2 separate regions of the Homo sapiens genome follow, and region 2 is linked to region 1. A link is an interaction called in ENCODE POLR2A ChIA-PET data of the cell type or tissue named here. Cell type or tissue: CD4-positive, alpha-beta T cell. All regions are shown on one strand. Each heading gives the region's core, and the rest is flanking DNA. Links, peaks and the distances in the headings are about the cores only.

Evidence for each region. Peaks named below come from ENCODE experiments on the same cell type or tissue, not always from the same donor. Only the 100,000 strongest peaks of a DNase experiment are listed, where the experiment ranks them.
Region 2: POLR2A ChIA-PET joins it to region 1 with 8 read pairs; 5 of 35 experiments call an interaction of 5 or more read pairs at or near these places.

What each region holds. Positions count from the first base shown.
Region 1 is chr10:74,181,752-74,184,568 of GRCh38, forward strand. The region is part of intron 1 of ADK (adenosine kinase); the gene reads left to right. Among named protein-coding and RNA genes, the nearest start is that of ADK, 32 kb to the left of the region's middle. In CD4-positive, alpha-beta T cell, for the core only: no CTCF peak of the experiment used is centred there; no DNase peak of the experiment used is centred there.
Region 2 is chr10:74,327,161-74,329,977 of GRCh38, forward strand. All of the region lies in intron 4 of ADK (adenosine kinase), which reads left to right. Among named protein-coding and RNA genes, the nearest start is that of ADK, 180 kb to the left of the region's middle. In CD4-positive, alpha-beta T cell, for the core only: no CTCF peak of the experiment used is centred there; a DNase peak (open chromatin) is centred at 1,551.

The sequences.
Region 1 (2,817 bases), core at 101-2,600:
CAAAATTCCCCTCTGAATATTGCCTTGTTTTCCTAACATCAGTGTCTAGTCTGGTTTTGGGCATCGCTTACAGCTTGGGTTTGCGCCAGGGAAGACTAGGAAATGGAGTTGGGGAATATTTGTTGTAGAGCTAATGAGCCCTATTCTTTGGTCTGCCCAGATAGGTCAGGTTTGGTCTAAAACTATTCTGGGACTCTGGACATCACTGTGCCCTACATGATGATTCTGGAACCCACTTTTGTGGGTTAAGCCTACATTGGAAAATTTATGTGGGCAGTGGGTGGGGTCGTGGGGTATTTTCCTTCTAACACTCGAAACTTTTTGAGGTATGTCCAATAGAATCTGCCAAGCCACTCAGAACATTCATATGGAGACTAAAATCTGGCTAAGATTGAAACTGTCTTTGTTGAGTTGGTTTCTTTAGAGCCTTAAAGTTTTCAAACTCATTTTTACCTGTGTTTTTAAAATACGAATTGTAAATTCACATTACTGCACAATTTTTTTTATGCTGTGGGATGTTTTTAGAGAGGTAAGTGAGCTTTTAAACTAAAATTGTTTCATTTATGGAATATTTTGAAGAAGTAAAACAGAAATCTTTTTATTTATTTATTTATTTATTTATTTATTTATTTTTGAGACACAGTTATACTCTTATTGCCCAGGCTGGAGTGCAATGGCACAATATCTGCTCACTGCAACCTCCGCCTCCCGGGTTCAAGCAATTATCCTCTCTCAGCCTCCTGAGTAGCTGGAATTACAGGCACATGCCACCATGCCCGGCTAATTTTTGTATTTTTAGTAGAGATGGGGTTTCATCGTATTGGTCAGGCTGGCCTCGAACTTCTGACCTCAGGTGATTCTCCTGCCTTGGCCTCCCAAAGTGCTCACAGGCATGAGCTACCGTGCCGGCCAGGAATCTTTTATGTGCAACGTTGTCAGCTGTTAATGCTCCTATTTATGAATAGGTCACCTTTGTTTGAAAAAAGCGTACAAGGTTTTCTAACTCCAAATCTTTCCAGCCACAATATTGCTACGTTAAGCAGAACTGTCAAAGATAAAACTTGAACCAAAGTGATTTTCTAGACTGTTTGAATGTTAACCCTTTCCTGCAATATTGGTTAACAGTCACGTCTCCCTACCTCTTCATACCTCCTTGGTTTTATTTTATTATTTTTATTTTTTGAGGCACGGTCTTGCCCTGTTGCCCTTGCTGGAGTGTGGTGGCATGAACACAGTTCACTGCAACGTCAACCTCTGGGCTTAAGTGATCCTACCACCTCAGCCTCCTGAGCAGCTGGGAGTAGTCCCACTTGTAGTCCCTACAGTCCCACCTGTAGTCCTGTAGTCCCACCTTTGTATTTTTTGTAGAGATGGGGTTTAACCATATTGTCCAGGCTGGCTTTGAACTCCTGAGCTCAAGTGATCCACCTGCTTTGACCTCACAAAGTGCTGGGCCTCCCAAAATGCTGGGATTACAGGCATGAGCCGCTGTGCCCAGCCACATCCTTGGTTTTAAATTGTTATTTAAAAAATACTGTTGCTGGGCACGGTGGCACATGCCTATAATCTCAGCACTCCGGGAGGCCGAGGTGGGAGGATCACTTTGAGGCCAGGAGTTCAAGGCCAGCCTGGGCAATATGATAAAACCCCGTCTCTACAAAAAATACGAAAATTTGCAGGGTATGATGGTATTGTGCCTGTAGTCCCAGCTACTTCAGAAGCTGAGTCAGGAGGATCCCTTGATCCTGTAATGAAATATACTATTTTTTTTTTTTTGAGATGGAGTTTTGCTCTTGCTGCCCAGGCTGGAGTGCAGTGGCGCCATCTTGGCTCACCGCAACCTCCACTTCCCAGGTTCAAGCAATTCACCTGACACAGCCTCCCTAGTAGCTGGGATTACAAGCGTGTGCCACCACACCTGGCTGATTTTGCATTTTTAGTAGAGATGGGGTTTCTCCATGTTGGTCAGGCTGGTCTCGAACCCAGCCTCAGCTTACCCACCCACCTCGGCCTCCCAAAGTGCTGGGATTATAGGCACAAGCCACCACGCCTGGCCATGAAATATACTACTAATAAAATAAAATACTGTGATAAAACATAAATAAACATTTTTATTTTTTACTTTTTACTTTTTTAGCTGGCATTCTGGTCTGAGATTATTTTATTTTATTTTTATTTTATTCGAGACAGAGTCTCGCTCTGTCACCCAGGCTGGAGTGCAGTGGCACAATCTCAGCTCACCGCAACCTCCGCCTCCCGGATTCAAGCAATTCTCCCTGCCTCAGCCTCCCGAGTAGCTGGGATTACAGGTGCCCACCACCACGCCCTGCCAATTTTTGTATTTTTAGTAGAGACGGGGTTTCACAATGTTGGCAAGGCTGGTCTTGAACTCCTGACCTCAGGTGATCCACCCACCTTGGCCTCCCAAAATGCTGGGACTACAGGTGTGAGCCACTGTGCCCGGCAGAGATTTTTATTTTTTAAATGGCAAAGCTAGGTTATGAACAGGATGACCATATGTTCCAGTTTGCCCAGGACAATTCTGGATCATGCCTGTTATCCTGACATTATTATTTATTATTATTTTTTCTTTTGTAGACACAGGGTCTTGCTCTGCTGCCCAGCTGGAGTGCAGTAGTGCAATCATGGCTCACTGTAACCTTGAAATCCTGGGCTCAAGTGATCCTCCCACCTCAGCCCTCCAGAGAGGCTGGGACTATAAACACACACCACCATGCCTGGCTATATTTTGTGTGTGTGTGTGTGTGTGTGTGTGTGTGTGTGTGTGTGTGTCAGGGGGGTGGGTAAAGATGGGGT
Region 2 (2,817 bases), core at 315-2,814, 150 kb after region 1:
ACTATAAACATCACTTTTAGACCTGCTTTTGCTGTATCTGATAGGTTATGCTTTTTTTCCATTGGCATTGTTTCAAAAAATCTTTTTGTTTCTCTTTAATTTTTTCATTGACCATGTTGTTTAATTTCCATGTATTTGTAGAGTTTTTGATTTTCCTCTTATTATTGACTTCTAGTTTATGCCATTGTGATCGGAAAATATAATCTATGATTTTGAACTGAAACTTGTTAAGACTTATGTTGTGGCTTAATATGTACTCTATCCTGAAGCATGTTTCATGTTCAATTGAGAAGAATGTGTAATCTTCAGCCGCTGGATAGAATGTTCTGTAAATGTCTGTTAGGCCTATTTGGTCAAGAGTGCAGTTTAAACCTAATGTTTCTTTTTTGGTTTTCTGTCTGGATAATGTTTCTGTTGCTTAAGTGGGGTGCTGAAGTTTCCTACTAGGTAGAGGATCAGAAAAAATAAATATTACATACTCAGCTTAGTATCTGGGTGATGAAATAATCTGTACAACAAACCCCCATGACACAACCTGTACATGTAACAAACCTGCACATGTACCGCTGAACCTAAAATAAAAGTTAAAAAAAAAAGTTGTCTACTATGATTGTTTTGTACTCTATCTTTCCCTTTAGATTTATTGATATTTGCTTATATCAGGTTATTTTAATCTAGTAACAACTTAACTTTGATTGCTAAAAATGTTTAATAAACACTGTGTACTTTAACTCCTCTTTTTCTCTCACATTTTGAATTTTTTTCTGAGATACAGTCTCACTCTGTCACCCAGGCTGGAGTGCAGTGGTATGATCTCAGCTCACTGCAACCTCCACCTCCCGGGTTCAAGCGATTCTCATGCCTCAGCCACCCAAGTAGCTGGGATTACAGGTGTGCACCACCTTGCTCAGGCAATTTTTGTATTTTTAGTAGAGACGGGGTTTCACCATGTTGCCCAGGCTGGTCTTGAACTCCTGACCTCAAGTGATCTGCCTGCCTCGGCCTCCCGAAGTGCTGGGATTATAAGCATGAGCCAACTTGTCCAGCCACATATTTTGAATTTTTGATGTTACAACTTACAACTTTTAAAACTGCATATCCCACTATCAATTGTTGTAGTTATAATTATTTTTAATAGTTTTATCTTTAATCTTCATATTAAAGATATAAGAGGTTTACATACTATGCTTACAATAGGCCGAATAGCCACTTCCCACTCATTTTTTCCACCATAGAAAACTTGCATCCAGGGGACTTCTGCATATGTGGGCTTAGGGGAAGGGTGTTGCAGTCAAAGCACCATTTCCCTTACTGTCTGATATGGTTTGGCTCTGTGTCCCCACCCAAACCTCATCTCTAGTTGTAATCCCCATAATCCCCACATGTTGAGGGAGGGATCTGGTGGGAGGTGATTGGATCATGGGGGTGGTTTCCCCCATGCTGTTCTCATGATAGTGAGTAAGTTCTTACAAATCTGATGGTTTTATAAGTGTTTGGCAGTTCCTCCTTCACTCTCTGTCTTTTTCTCCTGCCACCATGTGAAGAAGGTCTTTACTTCCCCTTTGCGTTCCAGCGTGATTGTAAGTTTTCCAAGGCCTCCCCAGTCATACAGAACTGTGAGTCAGTTAAACCTCTTTTCTTTATAAATTACTCAGTCTTGGATATTTCTTTATAGCAGCGTGAAAATGGACTAATACACTGTTCTCAGATTTTTCTCAGCTCTGTGGTACAATGAGACACCATCCTGAGTTCCAAGAGATCCAGGGTAGTCGTCTTGCCACTGAGAAGATACTAATTGTGACAAGTTAATGGGTGCAGCACACCAGCATGGCACATGTATACATATGTAACTAACCTGCACATTGTGTACATGTACCCTAGAACTTAAAGTATAATAATAATAAAATAAAATAAAAATAAAATAAAATCTAATCTTCTGTGCAGGCAAAAAAAAAAAAAAAAAAAAAAAAGAAATTCTATAGGGTGTGGAGAACCAGACAACAATTCCTACCCTTCCATTTTGCAAGCATCACTCTGCCATATTTTTTAAAGAATAATGTTTTTAGAGTATTTGTGTTCTTTGGTACTTTTGCTGCTGAGATTCTTGGGATAACAAAGTAAAAAACCAAATAGTCTAGATTGTAACATACCACAGTGATTTGGGGCAAGAAGGATGTGCAGTAGAATTAAGCCAAGCTGGGCAAGTATGAACTTGGGACTGTCACCAAACTCTGTCTCATTCTTTTCTCCTTATTTAATTCTTTCCATATCAAGCATTTACAACCCACTATGTAGAGGTCCATACACCTTGGCTTATAGACTTCACTTGGTAGTTACTGTTGCCCACCTATCTATTAACCAGAATTTTCATTTAAAAATCTCTACATAAAAATTAGCAGTTATGCAGTGGAGTTTTCAAATAAGGAAGAAGATTGGTTGGATGGATGGATGTTAGGTGACCACTGGGAAACTATGGTTTTAGAACGAGTAGCTGGTAGGTTGCAGGTGGCATGTATTTTAATACATGTAGCAGAAAACTGAAAATTTATGAGCATTTTAGAAATTAGAGCTCTGTCAAAATAAGAGAAAAACTTAGATTTAATTTTATAAAAGCAGTACTAATGACTTTATGAAGATGGCATATGATTTATGTATGTATGAACAATTATATGTATCATTAAATAGATCAGATAAATTTTTTGTTCTTTTAAGAATAATAGGCCAGATGTGATGGCTCACGCTTATAATCCCAGCACTTTGAGAAGCCAAGGCCAGAGGATCAGTTGAGCTCAGGAGTTCAAGACCAGCCTGGGCAAC